2 separate regions of the Homo sapiens genome follow, and region 1 is linked to region 2. Evidence: read pairs that join two places in POLR2A ChIA-PET (ENCODE). Cell type or tissue: OCI-LY7. All regions are shown on one strand. Each heading gives the region's core, and the rest is flanking DNA. Links, peaks and the distances in the headings are about the cores only. Region 1 overlaps CDKN2B-AS1 (CDKN2B and CDKN2A antisense cis and trans regulatory RNA 1). Region 2 overlaps LOC124902130 (a long non-coding RNA gene).

Region 1 (10,161 bases), core at 2,557-5,056, 120 kb before region 2:
GCTCATTGAAGATGGGGGGTTCAGGATTCAGGCCATCTTGCAAATACTACAATAACATTTCTAAGGAAAAGACAGAAGGGGCAACCAGGATAGTAAGGGAGAATTTGGTTAACTGAAAATCATCGGGCCATGAGTTAAAGTATTTTAAAATAAAGTATGATAAATGAAAGTATTTAGTCAGTAATGCAGCATAAATTTGAATGATTAGCTCTTTCAATGACATGGCTCTTGAAAGCAGGAAAGAAAAGACCATTATCTCATGAATTCACACACAAAAAATTGTTTGCTCTGATAGTAATTATGACAGCTATTGCAAGGAAAATAATAGACTGATGGTCTTAGCCGCTGCCTCTGAAATTCATCACCAAGTTTGTACTGAGTCCATGCTTTCTATGGCTGCTCCCAGCCAATTACTAAGCACAGCAGATGTACTAAAGCAAGTCCGTTCCTGAAAGATGCAGTACTCTTCTGGTGGGCAGCTTTGCCTTAAATACTCCTAATCAGCTTTGTCAAAACGTTCTTAGAATTGAAATCTTAAGGTTTTTCTTCTTTGCCTTCCTCTCCTTTCTCCTTCATGGGGATGAGTCTTACATAGTAGCCACACAGTCTGCCCAGGCTCCTCTATGTACCTCTCCATTTTCTCCCACAAGGTTTACCTCGGCGAATCTCTTGCACATCTAATTTCATCTTAACATCTTTCTCTCAGAGGACCTGAACTAACACAGTGATTCAAGTAGAGATATATTTAAGGGACAGGAAGAATCAGGACTTTTAATGTATTTAGGATGATTTGATCCAAGACCAAGAGGGAAAGTCACAGGTGATTGTAAGAGAAGTTTGACCAGGTATAAGAGGGAACTTTCTGAGAACAACTAGGTCATGACAGAAGTGGCTGTGACAGTGGGAGAGGAGGTTGGAGTAATCAAGGTCTGAAGTTGTTCATTTGCATACCTGATGCTACATAAGTTCCAAAGGCCAATTAGAGAATCTGAAAAGATTCCATTGTTTTTGGTACCATGTATATCAGTTGATATATGTGGTTGGATCCTTTTAAAAGGACTCGACGTATTTTCATTTGGACTCTATAGAGTCTTTTTAAGAGAATTTTACAAATTTTTATTTGGCCTTAGGGGCATGTGGCTTGCAATTTTTACATTTGTGATTACAAGGTCTTGCATAATTAGAAAAAGTAAAATAGAAAGTTGACTATTTGTATCAGATATTGAAATTTTCAGCCAATAGGAACACATTTATTATAAAAGCAATACTTACATTTTTATATTCCTTCACCATCTTCAAGTGTGTAGAGCTTCGTATCCCCAATGAGATACAGTAATGTTTGTATAACTGGAGTTACACATTGTTTGACATGCTATTGCATTTGATCTTACGTCTATGTTAAGATCCTGTGAGGCAAGCAGGGCAAAGAGCATTAAAACTCACTTTTGCAAATAGTGAGACTGAGGCTTGGGAGATTTAGCAAATATATACTAGAGTCCAAGCAAGAAACCAGGCTGCAGCAGGCAGAATTTCTAGGAATGACCCCGAAGATTTTATACCCTAGTCTCTGCAATGTGCGAATGTGATTGGCTATGTTATATAGCATAGTTGACCTTTAAGTAAAAGATTATCCAGACGGATGTAATCTAATCCCATAAACTCTTAAAAGCCTCTTCTGCTGGTGGCAGAAGAGAAAAGAAGTTACAGAGCTGTGACAGAAAGGGAAGTCAGAGATTTTCAAAGAATGAGAAGGATTTGACAGGCCATTGCTGGCCTGAAGATGGAGGGGATCATATGGATGGCTTGATAAGGAAATAAATTATGCCAGCAGCCTGAGAGTTTAAAAGGGACACAGGCTCCAGCTTGGGAGAACTGCAGCTCCCATTGATACTTTGATTTTGACCTGTGAGATTCTAAGCAGAGAACCCAGCCGAGCCACGCAGTGCCTGGAGGTCTGACACACAGGAACTGCGAGATAATACATGGGCGTTATTTCAAACCTCTAAGTTTGTGGTGACTTGTTATAATGCAATAGAAAACTAATACGTCAGTTTTCTCACTTCGTCACTATTTTTATCACATCACCCCTCCTCTTAACCAAACAGCAAGCAGTAAACTGAAGCACAGTACCAACCTTCTAGTTTTGCCGATGTGACTTTGTCTAGAATTTTAGCTTTCTTAGCACAATTTATTTTAGGCCTTACCTCATTTTCTTTTGTTCTGAACTTGTGGACTTTTACTCATTTTTTTAAGAAGACAGGGCTCTCATTTTCTCACATTGATTGCTTTTTGGAAAATATTTCAGGTAAATTATACATAGTTCAAGAAGAAATTATTATAAGATTAAATTTTGCTATAATAGTTTGGAAACACTTTAGAACTCTCTTTATAATATACTAAAAATGTCATGGGGATTATTTGAGCAATATAGTGAAGAATTATTGTTTTATCTGCCTATTCTACTACCTTCTATAAATTGCACTTCCTTTGTTTTGAGAATGGTCTTCTCCCAGTCAAACCAAGTGATTCCAAGAAAATATCCATGTTTTTATATAGTCAGCCACACATAATAGTGTATTGGTCCAGAGATGGGCAACATCTCCAATCTGAGACAATCAGACTTTTCCCAGGTAATTTTTGACTTTTCAACAGAAAAACCATAAGTTAATCTCTCACCAGTGGTGGATGTTGTAGAACGTAGAACTCGGGAAGTGCTAGCAGCAATGTTTCTTGCCATGTGAGAGAAGCCAATCTACAGTGAAAGAGAAGAAAGTCAAGCCAGGGAGAAAAGCCTGAGCAAGAGTTGGAGAGAGATCCCTCGCAGTGGTTTAACCCCTTGTTTTGGCTGTTCTAGAGTCCAGCTCTATGCTGTCCTTCAAAATGGTTTGATTGTTCAGTCCTTTCTGGAATTCCATTAACCAGTATGTTTCTTCTCTTACCTTGGTAGTTCAAGATGAGTTTCAGCCACTTACAACCAACAGAGATGTGACTCATACAAGAGAAAAATTTTACTTTGTTTTCCTTTGAAAATACTTACTGTGGTGGGAAAAACCTCTAGCCAAGAAACTCATCCAAGTTTCTCCAGGACACTTGTGATTTAGCTGGACTTCCATTTTTATTCCTTTCATGTCAAAATCAGAGCTTTAACACTAACTGCCATAGTTACTGGGTTGTTTTGCTCACTGCCACACCAAACACTCCTTCCAAAATGGTTTGTTCATACAAACACTTTAAAATTTTTAATGCTATCTTGATTATAGCAGCCCATAATTTGTCAGTGTCACATCATAAACATTTACTGGGTGCTTGTCTCACTTATTATCTACTTTCGAATTTCTTTAATTGGCACTGAAATTAAATGCATTTATAAGTGTTAGGTATTGCGAAAGAGATTTGGTAGGCTAAAGAGAGAGAAAAAAAATCTATTTCACTGTAAAAACCTGTCTTTCTATTTCTACTCATATTCCTAAAGGAAAAATGTCACATATATATGGATAATGTGAAATGTATAGTTTTCACATTTTGACATCTGATCACTTGTAAGAAAGAGATAGTAGTGCCAAGTATGAACTCATTCTCTTGTAATTAGCTAATACTTCACAAATAGAATCATAATATGTGCTTTGGGTGATTTTTTAAAAATGGAAGGCATTAGTCAGACTGAGCTTTGTTGAATCCCTGCTCTTTAGGAAGTTATTTTAAATTCTCCAGACCTTCCTTTTTAAAATAAGGATTCATAGAGTATTGTGGTTAAGGATGAAAACTATGGTAACAGACTGCTGAATTCAGACTTTGGCCTCACCACCAACTCACTCTGACATTAAACAAGTTGCTTGGTGACTCTAGGCCTCAGTTTTGTAGTGCATCTTAAGATGAACAGACAGACAGATACATACATATACACGCCAGGTAGTATAAGAATGTTCAAAGCCACATTGTTCATAACAGCAAAAAAATAAAATAAATAAATAAAATGGGAACAACTCAAATATCCAACAATGGTAGAATAAATTGTAGCAAAGTCATCCAATAGAATATTTTTCAGCAACAGCAATGAATAAACTATAGCTACACACATCAATATTGATGAATCTCAAAATAAAATGTTCATAGATTAATCAAGTCTTAGAAAATTCATACTATAGGATTACATTTACATCAAATTTAAAAACAAGTGTAACTAAGCCATGTATTACCTAGGGATACATACATAGATGGCAAAGCTAAAGAAAACAAGTTAATGTTTGGCACAAAATTTGGATAGTGATCACTTTCAAGAGTAGGAGCGGGATGAGATTGGGGAGGAAATACAGGGCATCTAAAGACAGGTAAAATGGTATTTTTTAAAAATGAGAGATGAGTATAGGGTTTTTGAATTTTAATTCTTCTATAAACTCTAGATACATGGTTTACGCACTTATACACAATGATTGCAAGACACAAAAAATAATCATAGTAACTACAACATTTTGAGAAAACTAAACAAGATCCTACATGTTTAGTGACAGTGTGTAGCATATACTAAGCTCTCATTAAAAGATGGGATCCATAGTGATGATGTTATGACATGCAGATATTTGTAACACTTGCAAAAAGAAAATACCAAAAAGTACTGTATCTTCATCTGTGTACACTGTTGTATTCCAAGACTTCTGGGAATCTATGTTAAATCCACAGTCCTATTAGAAATGTCAACTTAATGGTTTTCAAACTTTACTCATCCAAGTGATAGTACCAGAAGAGATACCTAGATTTTCAATCACAGCTAAGAATTCTACCTGGTTAAATAACAGGCACCCAGTGGATGTTCATACTGACAAATATGAGATGTTTAGTTGCTGATATCAGAGAATTCAGTTCAGCCTTTAAGGAAAAGTATGATCAACTAGTAACTATATCTTAGAAGAGAGAATAATAGTGGATTAAGTATCTATTTCAAACTATCCTAACTAGGGTCTATTCATAAAATAATAGAATTGTAAAATTAGTAAATCACCTTAACCATCACCTCATACAATTACTTATTTACAGCTAAAGAAGCTAACATTCAGGGAAGTCAATTGACTTCTAGGTAACAGTGAGTTTGTTGCAGTGTTAAGGCTAGAATACAAGTTAGGATGGAAGCTGCAGAAAGGATCCTATTGTTGGTGTTTATCAGACCAAATAGAAGGAAAGATGGGAGGTCATTGGGAGAGCAAGGGAAAATGAGTGTGATTAGGCATGGAAAATCTTGCACCAGCTCCCTTCAAAGGGACCATAGCAGTTGCAATCCACTTTAGGTTCCCCACAATAAAGCCTGATAAATCACTATTTGGGTAATACTTTTGAATGATCTCTTTTAAGGCCAAATTCCTGGAAAAAAGACAGACACAGCTAATACTAAATGGCAGATGACATCTCATATGTAATTTCAGAGAACTCAGCCTCTATCACACTCTTACCTCCATCACCAGCATCGAATACATTTGATGGGCATACAATAAAATACTTGCTCTTACTTATTCAGCTCTTGAACCATGTTTCTCCCTAGCCAGTCACCAATCTAAGGCAGAGTTTGTCATTATTCCTTCAATAAGTACACGCAGGAAACGTATTAGGGTTAAAAGCTCTGTACTAGGCACTAGGAATTTGATGAAAAGTGTTTAAACAAACTCTATTTACTCTATCCAGTCAGGGGAGACAGCGATTTATTCCAAAGAAAAAATAGACCAACAAGAAGTAACTCTGTACAGACGAATCCCCTCAACCCTTATGTGGCAAGGACAATTAAATAAAAGCTCATAAAGAAGCTTTGCTTGCTTCAGGACCTTATCAGCTTGAGCCAGCTGATAGGGAAAGTAGGTATTATGGCTGAACTCTTGAACCAGGAAAGGACCAGTCCAAAGTTTCTGTCAGGTGACATGACCTGCAAAACACTTTCATTCCTTGGCTTATCTTTATGACTGAAGAATGATGATCGCCTCTTATTTGCTGTAATGCTTAGAAAATGTTAAATTGCTGAAAGTGTCCCTAAGAGAATTTTTCTTCTGGGGAAAAAAATAATCTCATAAATTCAAGGTTAAATAAAGGAAGAGCAGCTTAGATTATCAAACTATGTTTTCATCTTTCAGTTTTGGGGTTTTTTTTATTTTGTTTTGTTTTGTTTTTGGTTTGGTCTGATGTTCAAAGGTTTGGTAGCCTTTGTAACAAGCAAAACGGCTTTTGAACAAAAACTAAACCCTTGCTTAACCTTTATATTCTAATCTGTTGTTGCTCCGTGGTGTTTGTAGTAGTCCAAAACAAGAAAGTATGACCTCATCAGTTATTCACTCACTGCTATTTACCAATTTAGTGAGTTTCATTGGAAATGGACAATTAAATATAATCCATTTGGGAGACTTTTTAAATTGTGAAACTGCTCAAATTTGTTTCTTTGTAAATGAAAAGGATGAGTTGTACACCAAGTATTTTTCTAAAGGAATAATTCAGTGTGCAAAGCCAAGATTAAGCCTCCATGTTTGTTAAGGGGAGCTAGGTTTGAGATCCTCAAGTAGGACTGTGACCAAACTGTATGATTTTGCACTGGTGTAACTTAACTACCTTATAACTTAAATACTGGTACAGCTGAAGGCAGAGTCGTAACCATTTATTGTCTATGGCCATACCACCCTGAACGTGCCCGATCTCACCAATAACTACTTATTGAATGACCAAGCAATGTGCATAGACAAGTGTTCAAACCGTTAGAGTAATACTCCCTTCTCGACTGATTTATTGTCAGAAATACTAAGTTAAATGGAGTACCCAGTCTACCTAAAACAATCAATACACAAAAGCTGTTCAATCAAATGCCAATCTCCAGAGCCCATTCGGAGAAGAACTGACTTATTCAAAATGGAGCATCAGAATACAGTAAAGTTACTTTTCAGAGATTAATTCTATTATAAAGAAAACAAAGTAGGAGAGATAGAAGGCCCAAACTAATATATAACAAAAAAATACATCTATCAGACAAAGTCACAGCAACTTCTTTTTAATCTCAGAAATTATTTCAGTTTAAGAAAACATAGTCAGAAAAACTAGGATTTGGGGTTGTATGTTGGGTTCTTCATTTTAGTTAACTTTCCCATTGACGGCTGGTTTGTTTCTTAGACCTTGACCCAACAATTCATTGAAGTTCTTTATCTGAGATGTAGAATGCCTTACCTAATACATTCCTTCTCTGTCCTTCTAAGCACATATTGTCCCTCCACAGGAAGTTCACCTAAAACTAAGTAATACAGTCAACAAGTACCTCATATGGAGATTCCCCCTGGCTGCCTGAAGGCCACATCATGACACTAATCTCTTATCCTTTTGGAAGACTATAATGACCAGTCAGTCATTCTCTACAAGACCAGAAAATTGTATGTATGGTTGCAGTGCTGGGTGGAGAAAGTCAGGACAGGAGAAAGCAGCTTTAGGTCATCCGCTCCAAGGCCCCTGATGTGGAAGGAACAATCACCTAGTACATACAAATGATCATTGTAATCCCCAGTACAAGGACTCGGGGTGTGGGAAAGGAAGCTCAGCTTGGAATTTGAAAGCTAGAATTGCAAGGTAAGAGATCTGAGAGTTTCAAGTGGGGAAAGTTTCCAGCATTTCAGAGGAGGCTGCTTTGTTTGTTTTTAGTCTAGACTGAGAGTGCAAAGGCTTAGGAAATATGCTTTAGGTTTGAAGACACCCTGGGGTTGTTTTCTTTCTCCACTTAGAGCCCTGGGTAATAATGCACATGCCAGTGCCTGCACTCAGAGTTGACTAACGGCTACCAATGCTACCTCTCTTTCTCTCCACGCCCAATCAGTAATGAAGGATGATTGCCGCTAGTTTCTTAGAACCACTTTCACATCACCCACACTACTGATGTCTTCAATATTTCAGATGTCTCAGTATTTCTCAACTGAATTAGAGCAACCATCTTCTAACTGATCTCCCTGCTGCCAGCATCTGATCTGCACTCCATACTGCCTTCTAAAGAGCAAATTTGACCACAAGACTTCCCTTTTTAAAAAGTTTTAGTGGCATCTGATAGTCTTTACCATGAAATGCAGACTATCCTAGTACAGTTTCTGATAGGACAATTACCTTGGTTCGAATCCTGTCTTTGCTACTGATCAACTTGGGAAAGTTTCTTAACCTGTTTGATCTTACATTTCCTCATTTATAAAATGAGATAACATTAGTCCTGCTTCATAGCTTTGTTGTTAAGATCCAATTAGATACTCCTTTTAAAGAGTTTAGCACTGTATTTAGTTTTCAGTAACTTTTGGTTATTATTACTATTATTATTTTACCACCTTACTATTAATAACTAAAAAAGCATTCCCACAAACTGGCCCCTTCTCCTTCCCCAGTTATGTACCTCACTACTGGTTCATCAATAATCACAGCTTTTATATATGAAGTGCCTACTTTGTGCCAGTCCCTTATGCCAAGGCATTTACATATATTATTTAATCTTTAACAACTCTCCAAATTAGTACTAGTACCTTCATTTTACAAATAAGAAAGCTGAGAATTAAGAGTCAGACAACTTGGGCTGGGCACGGTAGCGCATGCCTATAATCCGAGCACTTTGGGAAGCCAAGGTGGGCAGATCACCTGAGGTCAGGAGTTCCAGACCAGCCTGGTCAACATGGTGTAATCCTGTCTCTACTAAAAATACAAAAATTAGGCCGGGCACAGTGGCTCATGCCTGTAATCCCAGCACTTTGAGAGGCTGAGGCGGGCGGATCATGAGGTCAAGAGTTTGAGACCAACCTGGCCAACATGCTGAAACCCTATCTTTACTAAGAATACAAAAATTAACCTGGCATGGTGGCGTGTGCCTGTACTCCCAGCTACTCAGGAGGCTGAGGCAGGAGAATGGCTTGAACCCAGGAGGTGGAAGTTGCAGTGAGCCGAGTTCATGCCACTGCACTCCAGCCTGGGTGACAGAGTGAGACACGGTCTCGAAAAAGAAAAAAAGTACAAAAATTATCCAGATGTGGTGGCAGGTGCCTGTAATCCCAGCTACTCGGGAGGCTAAGGCATGAGAATCGCTTGTATCCGGGAGGCAGAGGTTGCAGTGAGCCAAGATCGTGCCATTGCACTCCGGCCTGGGCGACAGAGCTGGAGTCTCCCAGACTGACTCCATCTCAAAAAACAAGAGTCAAACAACTTAACCAAAGTAACCCAGTTAGTAAGTAATAAAGCCCATAGTTGAAATCAAAGCACATCATGCTCCTAATCTGTTTTTTATGACTACACTATGCTGTCTTTATCACACTTGATTTTCAAAAAATTGCCACAACAGTATTTCTGGGCCCACATGCTTTTTCAGGACATTGGCACTTCTCCATTCAGAGGTGAAATTTATGCTCCCTACTGAACCTGGACAGGCTCTTATAACCACCTCAACACAAGAGAGACTAGTGATTTCCAAGGCTTGGTCACAAAAGGCAATATAGCATCTGCCTGAGTCTCTCTTTTCAGACATACACTTTCAAAGGACTAAGCTGCCCTGTCAGAAGTTCTGCTACCTGAAGCTCCCATGCTTGAGAGACCTTGTGAAAATATCATGCAAAAATAGAGATTCATGAAGAGCTCTAGCTGCCCAGCCCCGCTTCATGCAATCATGCAGTCCCAGCAGACACTGCATGGAAGAAAGGTGAGCTATCCCACCCAAGTGCTGCACAACTTGCAAATTCATGAGCTAAATAAATGATCATGTTTATTTAAGTCACTAAATTTTAGGGTGATTTGTTATGCAGTAATAGAAAACCAGAATATGCACTGAAACCTCCAACACTAATCACTTTCATTTCCGCTGATGATATACCCTCCATAGTCTTCATATGTGCAGCTGCCTCGGCCTACAAGTCATCATGAGCCCACAATATCCCAGCCAGTATACACATACCCTCATTTAACGAGTTACTTTGCTTTCAAGAGTCAGTGTAGCTGTTGCAGTTTCAATCATCTTTCTTCAAATTGGTGAGTAGGTGGTTAAGGACCCAAGCTTCTAGTCAGAATACCTAAGGCTGAGTATTTTTTTGTTGACTCCTTCCAGGCTGTGAGACTTAACCTCTATAGACCCCTATTTCCTCCTAAAGAGAGTAATTATAAAACTTCTATCTTAGATGTACTGTGGAGATTAATTTA
Region 2 (10,161 bases), core at 3,428-5,927:
ATGTGTACATGATTCACAGTTTGTATTGTGTTCCAAGTGAACCATAGCCCTTTCAGAAATCAAGACTTATATTCATTTTACTTCTTTGAGTACTCTTGAATTTTAGAAAGTCCATTATGATCCTAAGGTAGCAACAACATAGCCTATTACCGTCTATGATGGTTTACAGATCTATTATTCCACGTTAGTTCATCACTATCAACTACCATGATAGAGTTAAGCTAAACCATTTTCCCAACATATGAAAAACTCCTATTACTAAAGTGATACAAATGGTATCAAAAATACTTTTTTATAGCAAGGTTCAACAGTGGGCCCAGTGCTTTTACACTTTTTCAAAAGTCCTTGGAGAAACAGAGAAAATCTCACTTGCCTTCTGTACTAAAACATTCTAGGCCGAACTAAAACTGAAACTTCATAGTAGAACACTGTAGGCCAGGGGTGTTCAATCTTTTACCTTCCCTGGGCCACATAGGAAGAAGAAGAATTGTCTTGGGACACACATTAAATACACTAACACTAACAATAGCTGATGAGCTTAAAAAAAAAAAAAAACTCATGATACTTTAAGAAAGTGTATGAATTTGTGTTGGGCAGCATTCAAAACCATCCTGGGCTGCATGTGACCCTCGGGCCCACAGGTTGGACAAGCTTGCCCTAGCTCCTCCATCTGCTGCAAAGCCCAGCCTGATACAAAAACCAACGTGATAAAAAGTTTTTGTGGTGCTTTATTTTGGCAGTTTAAGTTATATAAACAATGGGTACAGTTTCATTTTCTAAATATAAAATTTTTACATTGAATATGAATTTTTAAGACAAATTATCTGAATTCTGATTCTCATATACCTAACTACTAATATCTTCTCTATTTGTTGCCCAATGAGATTAATCCACCTCTTAAACACTTCACCATCAAGAAAAACAATTTTGTATTTTAAAATGAACCCATCCACTTTCATTCAGCTATTTTATATTCAGGCATCATCCTAAGGAAAGAAAGGTTCTGACAAAGATTAATACAGATGGATAAGTAGTAGCAAGAAATCAAAAACTGCATAAAATTCTAGCAATAAAGTGTTAAATTATGGTACAGTTACATTCTGGATCATCAGGTATCTGAAGAATATTTCATAGACTGTTAAATGATTGCATTATAAAGTCAGGTTTTTTTAAAGCAAGATTCCAAACAGTAAACAGTTTCTCTCTCTCTCTCTCTCTCTCTCTCTCTCTCTCTCTCTCACCAAATTAGTTATAATGGTTTCCGCAGGATGAGAGGGGTTGGGAAAAAGTTTGGTGATATTTATTTTCTTCGTTTCACTTTTGAGTTTTCCAAAGTGCTATGACCATCATCAGTAAAATATACATTTCCAAAGCCTTTGACACACGGTAACAGTCCTACACAGTGGATGAACTAAGAGCTTCTCTACCCTTAGATGGGTAGGGAGGGAGGAAAGACAAGGAAACTGAGTTGTTTAAGTGTCATACACGAGAACGTGGCTTTAAGGTCTGGGAAAACCTGCGAGGGCTGTGACGTCAGACTGTGAAATGCACGCTATGTCCATTCACCAAGACGTTCCATTTTAAAACCCATAAATCCGTAGCTATACCTGTTTCCAAGGTGCCTCGTGTTAGGCCTCTGGTCACAGCACTTGGCGCCCTTCTTGGGATCTCTTCTCTCCGCCCCCACTACCCCACCCCACAAGCACACTCTAGTCCCCTCCAATCAATTTCAGGCAGGTCTCGCCGCCTCCGGAGCCACGCTGGGGGTGCAAGGGCCCTGGACCCGAAAGAGCGCCCGCCCGGCGACAAGAGATGAGATGCACGCTGCTCCTCCACTCCTCAGCCCCCACCATCCTCCTCCTGGATCCTAACTTCCCCACTCTCTCAATTCCTAGAGACGCTGCGGATCCCAGAGGCTTAACTGGCAGCTGGAACGAGGTCCTCCAACAAGAATTTAGACGCTAGGTCCAATTATCACTCCACCGCGCGCACTTTCCGCAGGAGCGATGTGATCCGTTATCATAACTGCGGACCTGGGGTTCCACGTGGAAGACGATTGGGATTTCACTGGCCGCGGTGGGGGTGGGAGCAGACAGAGTCTGAGTGGGGTTAGTGGACTCGAGACGAAAGGCAGGACATGACAGAAGGCAACTCTGGGTCACCTCTCCAGCTTGGAACTGGCTAGGCCTTGTTTTGGAGGGGATGGGTAGATGAAAAGTGAGTCAGGGTTACCCGGAGGAACCACGGGGAAAGTGCGCTTCTGAGACTCTTGACAGCCATTTCGTTCCCTTCCAAGCCAGATGGAGACCCAAGAGTGTTGAAAGGCCACGACTTCCCTCAGTTTCTCCATCTGGGGGTGCAGGATGGTATAGAGAGTGGCCCGTAGTATTTTTCCAGTGACGATGTCTCTCCATTGTTTTCTTCTTATATTGCAGCTTTCCCCATGTTTGAAAATTTTCTTTTCAAATGAAATCATTGATTAGAATAAAAAAAAGTAAGTAGCTATTAAAACAAGATCAATTTCCATGACAGTAAGCCAACCGATGGAGAAAACCTTGGGAATTAATAAATGAAGGATTTGTTTGGTAGATGATAAAAGGTCCTTTTAAAGGGTCTGACTCTTCCTAGAAAAACCCACCAACTTGGGACCGCAACAGATTTACCATATCCTAATTCATGCTATTTTAATGTGTATTCAGCAAACCCACATGTGTTTACAATTGTCGAAGCTACCAAATGTCAATAGCGTTTTTTTTCTATTTGTTGAATGTGAATCTCTTGTACGAAGCCATATAAACAGAAGAAATTACAGGAATGATTTTAAATCACATACAAAACCAATAGTATTGCTAGAGGAGAGTTAGTCAAGGACGGCATTATGAAGAAAGTGAGGGAGAATTTCCAAAGAGCAGAACGATAGGGCTTGGTGGACCAAAGAACGTTTCCATCTAAAGGGAATGGCAAATACTTAGAGTCTCTGAACCCACTGAATCTTGGACTATTTAACTAATATTTGTAGTTCCAGATATAGCACAGTGCCTTGTACATAGTGGTATTTTTAAAAATATAGTGCCTCGTAGATTTTTTTTCAACTTTTATTTAGGAGGAGAGGGCACATGTGCAGGTTAATTACAAAGGTATATTGCACCATGCTGAGGTTTCGAGTACGACTGAATCTGTCACTCAAGTAGTGAGCACAGTACCCACAGTAGGTAGTATTTCAGCCCTCGCTCATTCCCTTTCTCCTCCATCTAGTAGTCCCCAATGTCTATTGTTCTCATATTTATGTCCAATTAGCATTTGTTTTTTAAAAAGGGTGGTTGAAGAAATTCTCAGTGCTTGTCAGTGTCTCTCAGTGCATTCATTTAATTCATGAGCCCTGGAATGATGGTTTCATTTGGGCAGAACTCTACAATCAAAAAGAAGTAATAAAAGGGAAAAAAAAGTGAAAGCCATCAACTACAGGATTGAAATTCCCAAAGCATCAGAGGTCCTTTCAAAAAATAGTATGTTGATTTTTAATTTTTATGACTTATTGGCTTTGTTCATGAAAATATAAACATGTTATCACAAAGGATTTTTTAATTCAACTATTTCTCAGTTTTCTCTTTCACCTTCAAAATAAAATATCATAAATTATTTAAATGGTTGTGAAGGCAGTAGGATTTTTTTAAGAGAGAAAAGTTTTATAGAGGTTCAGAATTACATGAACAAAGACATGTAATCTCTTAAGCAAATTGAAACTAATAAAATCGTACAATCAAGGTAACGTAAATAAAAAAGCCTCTGCTTTCTTAATTGAATTATGTGAGTAACTAGAAATTTTAAAAGTATGGCAAAGGTTAACAACAGCATTATTACCTGGGCTGCCTTTAAAAATACATATTTCTGGGGTTCACGTTCAGAAAATTTGATTCAGATTTGCTGTGGGTCCCAGAAATCTGCATTTTAAATAAACACTTGAAGGAGATACTAATACAAGTGGCCCATTGGGACACAATTTGACAAATATGACCAATTTTACTTTTTAAACCTTATTTCTGCTTCTTTATCTTTGAATTGAGGTCCAGGATTTTAGGTAAGATTTTAAGTTTAGAGTCAGTTTACTGGATCCCAGGGAGGAGAGTCTGAGTAATCAGTGGAGGAGTTATTTCACCAAATGAAGGAGACCCTTTATTATTATGTGACCCTTTGTATGAATTGGAAAAGAATGTCTTGTAGATACCACATTTTTACAGTCAGAACATAGTTTGAGAGAAAAAAATATAACAAGATATATTTGTGTTTTAAAGCTTACAGAACCAGACAGAAAATTTCCACATAAGCTATATAAGATACGTTGTCTTTTTAAAACACTATATACACTTCTTTCTGTTCGTGCAGGATGAATGGATCTCTCTCTCTCTCTCTCTCTCTCTGTGTGTGTGTGTGTGTGTGTGTGTGTGTGTGTGTGTTGTAATAAGGGGTTTCTTTCATTTTATGATCCAGACCAGGCTCGTAATAAACATGACAACCTAAAATTATGTAAAAAAGAAAAATCAAAGCACAAGTGTTTCACAGGTTTAACTTATGCTTATCTAAGATCAGGGCAAGATTGCAGGAAAATGTAGCCATAACAGAATAAAGCATTTATGGACAAAATGATGGGTCTTTATGTCTCTGTAAAAGCACAGTGATGGGGGGGGAAATATAGATGAAAAATGTAAGCTAAAAAGTAACAATTATAAGAAAAACTAAAATATCATGCCTTTCAAATGATCATTTTTCTGCTTTTAAGCTAAAATTTGTCTAATATTACACCAGTGACTTTGCTGATGTATTAGGAAAAAGCTTGTTTTGCTTTCTTTTCTCGAGTGCCACCATTTTCTTGCTCTCATTCTCTTTCAGGCTGCCAGATCATCTGACTCAGCAATTGTATAACTCTCTCACCCAATTTAAAGAAACAGCAGCTGTCTAGAGAACAATGACTCCCCCAGTTGAACATCTAATTGTTAAATGTCCAACATCGGACACTTTGAATTTTACTCCATGCAATTTACATGCTGAATAGTTGAAGTTGAATATATTATATTTAACATTTAATTTTTAAAAGCTTATTGAAACTTTCTTCCTAAATCACATGGTAAAGTTATTGTTTTCTTCAAAAACAATTAGGAGGAGCTTAACAATAATAGGACACTTCAACTTCCATTATCTAATTTAATTATCACAATATCCTTATGTTTTCAATGTTTCATTTTTTCATTTTGTAGATCTGGAGACTGAGGCTCAGATAGGTTGCATGGCCTACCAAAAGTCATTGACTAGTAATTCATATATAGTTGAACTTGGTTGCCCATGGAGTGCTATAAATATGTATATGGTTTCAGTTCCATCTCTTTTAGTTAACTATTATTTTGAAAGTCGCTTAACCCCTTTGGGCCTCTACTATACTCAAGCATCAGCCGTATAAGTCACAGTAAATATTTATTGGTTGAAAGGAGGTTAACATCTTTCAAAAATTTATTTTTTGACCAAAATAAAACCAGTGAAAAATTCTCATATGACTGTACATATAAATTACTTATTCCTACCTTAATTTAAAAGCAATAAGTGGGATACCTATTCACCAGCACAGGAACCACTTGAAGCGTGCAGTTGAAAGATTACTTTCTTTAGCATTCACATGACCTGTGAGCAGATTCTATTTCTTTTGCTTATTAGCTGTCATGGTACCAGAATGAAGTATGAGAAACTCTCAGTGCTTTCATGTTCTCATCTGTAAACCTGAGACCCTATGGTAGTCCCGTAATAAGAGGTAGATAAAATAGTATGTGTGAAGAGTCACTGTAAACTTTTACACAGTGTACGTTTGTCAGTTATTATAGTGCCTAATTAAACTATGCCCTTAAGAAAGCACATTAGTTTTTTACAGTAAATACCTACTTCATTATAATTTTTCAGTGTAGCTAGAAATTTCTAAACTCCACTTTAAAAATATACATATCATAATAAAAATATATTTATGTATTCAGACTCCTGGTATGTTCCAAGGTGTTAGGTAAAATCAGTGTAAATTTGCATACTTTTAAATTCACATCTGTACAGAAGATCTATATGGTGGCCTTTAGGGTATACCTCTAAGCTATTCTAGTATTCATAATCATTAAAGAGATATTAAGCAGTGTTTGTGAACCCCTGTTTTCTAAGACAGGAAATCAAGGTAGCTTTAGAAAACTGGAAAAAAAGTTATTAGTCTATCTATCTAATAACCCAGAATAATAATTTCCAAAGGAATCACTGAAGATAACTGGATTTTTAATTCCTTCAGAATGGTTGTCACAGTCTGAATATCTGAATCAACAGTTTTGACCAAAACAATTTTCTAAAAATTCTTTAGTATAAAAAATTATGTGTGTGTGTGTCTGTGTGATGAAAGGAATGATAGGCAGAAACATTACTGTCATCCTTACGACATTCAAAATGCCTACCTTGGAGGGTGACCTTCAGTTATTTTTATGCAAATGTGAAGAAGTTATTTAGAAGTAGGATATCAAAGAGTAACACAAAATACACTAAATAGTATGCTTTCTTAAGGCTAAATTGACTTGGGGGTTTTAAATCAGTACAGAGTAAACATACAGTATATTCTGTTATCATTGCCTTTTTGAAAAATTAATTATGGAAGTTATCATCTTAACCGTAACAACACAAAAGATAAAACTCTACCCTCAACCCAGAGACTCAAAGGAAAACATGAGTGGAAATGTTAAATCTGTATGTGAAAAGTGCTAAAACATGAATAGGAAGCAGTTACTTATTTAATCAAAGTTGATTATATTTCATCAAGAAGTTGATTCCCTTGAGTGGAGTTGAATCACATATCAGGTGAAGAATGTGATTTGGGGAAGAATGGTCTAACACAAGAAAATTTTCTTGCAATCTTTAATAATATCAGAGGGGAGATTGGCTTCAGAACTCTCCTAAGTTCAGGAAAGGACACAGAAAATTGAACATAACAGTAAGACTATAGAGTCCCAAGAAAGCAAGCTACTTTTAAAGGATAGTTTTTTAGAGGGGCAAAAGGGGGACAACCATTCTCCATTTGATGAGAAAAGCTTCCATGTAGATGGTGCCCCTGAAATTAGAGTATCCTAAACCAGTGTTAAACCTATCAGTGAAACATGAATATTAAACCTCCACTCCCAGTAGTGAAAACCGAATACATTATTATTTATCTGTGACTTTCAACATTATCTCAGAACTCTAACAGCACATGCGTACATCAGCAGCATAAGCAGAAATGAGATATTATATATGCTTGTGTTAGCAATTAAAAAGGACAGCATATTTGAGAGGGGAAAATCTGTCCTATCAAGAATGAAAAAGAGGGAGGTTAGGAAAAGTAGTTTAGAGAAAGTAAATTTTGCAATTCCTCAGTTTTAACTGTAGTTTCTCCATTGTACCTTCCACTTGAAATGCACTCCAAGCAGTGGAGGTGGGTAGCAATGAATGCAGAGGAAACACTGAACACAGTGACACTCTCCAGTGTCACTTCTCATGATTTAATGAGGGGTTTTTTTTGGAAATTCTTCTGTCATAACATGGGAAACTTTGTTACAAAGAAGCTGTTTTTTCAGAGGGTTAGAATTCAGAGGTAGCATCATACCTTTTAGAAGAGAATTTGCTTGTTGAAACCACAGATACCTGCTAGAATGTACAGGAATTAATGAAAAATTACTCAAAAGGACATTTATTTTGATGACCTAAATGAATAACTTCATAGTAAATGTCATATATATTCTCAAAAAATTAAAAAGCACCATTTATTGAGAGCCTACCGTGCACCCGGATTTTTATATATCTGACATTCTTTATTCCTCACAGTAACCTTATGGGGTAAATTTTATTTTCCCCACTTTGTGAGGTGAGGAAATAAAGGCTCAGAAAGTTTACATAACTTATTCAAGCCCACAGAGCTGGTAAATGAGAGGTCAGTTCTATCTGAGTTTAAAGACTAGGCTTGTCCCACTTGCATATGTGTCATTTCCAAAATTATGATTAAGGATATGGTTGGCATTTCCCGCCACCCACATTAAGTCCAATTAAGTAGCTGTGGCCATAGAAAGAATGGAGAATGGAGAGAGGAACTGACTTCAACAGCTACAGCAAACATTTATTAGCTGAGTAACCATAGCTACATAGTTCCTCAATATGTACCACTCCTCCATTTTGTTATCTATAAATCAAAATGGTGGCTTTTTAAAAAGCAGTTTTACAATATATTCAAGAGCCTTCTACCCTTTGAAAAACTGCAATACTATTTTTAGTAGCAATTAGAAACACCTTAAATATCTGACAACAGGGACATCATTAAGTAAATTATAACTTTTTCCAGTGGGATGTGTTACAGCTGTTAAAAGTAGCATTTATGAAGTGTTTTTGGAGAAGTTTGGAAAATGCTGTAATAAGTTAGAAAAAGCTCATTTCAAAATTGCATAATATTCACAATGTAAAGATTAAGCAAAGAAAAAGGAAGAAGTATTTCAAAATGTTAATAATTATTGCTTTGTGTGGGGTAGTTTTTCATTTTCTATGTGCAGCTAATTCCTTAATTATTTTTAAATATGTGAGCTTTAATCAGGAAAGCAAATCATTCAAAAATGAGGGGACTGAATTAAGTGACTTTCAGGGGACTTTGCGTGTCTTTGAGTTCCAAATTTCTATCACTATGTATTACTACTGAAGAATAATCATAGAAGCACAGTAGTTTCTGAAAATGGAGAGTCAGTAATCTTGGCCCAGGTTTTGCAACTTGCTCTAAAGCAGAGTCCTCAAAGAAAAGGAAGCATTGATGAGTTGTCCACAATGTACTGGATAAATTATCATTAGGAAAACATATTGTAGTAGGGAGAGTGAGGACCTCTCAAACAGAACTGAGAACCTTAAGTTTGAACTTTTCTTTTCCTTATTACTTAAGCACTCTGAGCTTTTTTTTTTGTCTGCATTATGAAGAAAGAATAATACTCTCTATCCCATGGGACAGCTGTGGAATTATAAATTACACATATAAAACTGCTTGATGCTTGTCACATAGCTGGGGGTTGAAAAAATGATAGCCATTATTTTCTTGGCAACTTTTAATGAATTTTTTATTATCTCTATTTCTTTCTGCCTATCTCCTCTAATTATGTTTATTACTTATTTTGTTCCTCAGGATGAGGTCAATTCTCAATATCTGTGCTGTACATAATATACATATATACCAAATATGTGCATATAGTATGTACATACATACATACTGTGCTAATCTTTTAGTGTTCTCAGCTGATCAAATAGCTACAAATAGATATAAGTAATTCGCCACAAGTAATTTATCAACATAAAAAAAATTTACAAAAAAGTTAAGGAATAATTGTCTCCATGAGCTGCAAAGATCCCTCATTTCACAAGAGTACACCCTAGAGATATTTTAATAGTAAATTTCTCACATAGATTTAAAATCACATTTGTTTTGCACATAATTTAGAAAAGATACCTGCTATATAATAAGTAATATACTTTTAAGTTTCCTTCAAAATATTCTTGGGAAGATGATAATAGGTACTGCTAATTCTATACCCAGTTAACATTTTGGAAACTAAGGTTGAAAATTGTGACTTAACTATAATTATGCATTAAATCTACAACACATCAAAGAATTTTGCATTTTGTACTCCTTACTAAGATCCAGTTTGAGTAGGAAGATAAATTTTACAGTAATTCTGAATGAGGGAAGTTGGCACAGAGTTTCTAAAAGAGTACCTTCCTTATAGCAAATACTAAATAATTGTGCTATATTGAATTTAATTAAATAGAGAATAGTAAAAGGGAGAAAGAAACATCCAATGTTTTGAAACTTCTAGAGATCTACTCCCAGGGACACATTGTTTTTTCTTAGCAAATCTGTTTGGAGGTCTGCTCTACTTTCTCAGAGGTCTCCCTTTCATGCTGAAGCTATCTTTTTTCCTTGTGGAACATAAGTAATTAAATACCTTGCAATTATTTACCTAAGAAAGTGTTTCTTTCCCGTTTAAAATGCTCTTACCACCCACATTGGACTCGATTATCAGAATTTTTATCCGGGGCAGCTTCAGGAGCACTTTGGCACTTCGGGGCTAAACCACAATCTGTTTTTACATG

The links. Peaks named below come from ENCODE experiments on the same cell type or tissue, not always from the same donor. Only the 100,000 strongest peaks of a DNase experiment are listed, where the experiment ranks them.
Region 1: POLR2A ChIA-PET joins it to region 2 with 9 read pairs; 4 of 35 experiments call an interaction of 5 or more read pairs at or near these places.

Annotation. Positions count from the first base shown.
Region 1 is chr9:22,104,911-22,115,071 of GRCh38, reverse strand. It overlaps CDKN2B-AS1 (CDKN2B and CDKN2A antisense cis and trans regulatory RNA 1), which reads right to left. Exons shown (of 19, transcript NR_003529.4): 15 at 2,677-2,752; 16 at 1,273-1,406. Among named protein-coding and RNA genes, the nearest start is that of CDKN2B, 100 kb to the right of the region's middle. In OCI-LY7, for the core only: no CTCF peak of the experiment used is centred there; no DNase peak of the experiment used is centred there.
Region 2 is chr9:21,981,690-21,991,850 of GRCh38, reverse strand. LOC124902130 (a long non-coding RNA gene) reads left to right here. Exons shown (of 2, transcript XR_007061436.1): 2 at 1-10,161. It also overlaps a transcript of CDKN2A not described here. Among named protein-coding and RNA genes, the nearest start is that of CDKN2B-AS1, 8.0 kb to the left of the region's middle. RefSeq lists a cis regulatory region at 2,373 and enhancers at 1,813-2,395, 2,301-2,445. In OCI-LY7, for the core only: no CTCF peak of the experiment used is centred there; a DNase peak (open chromatin) is centred at 4,900; H3K4me3 peaks cover 1,415 bases.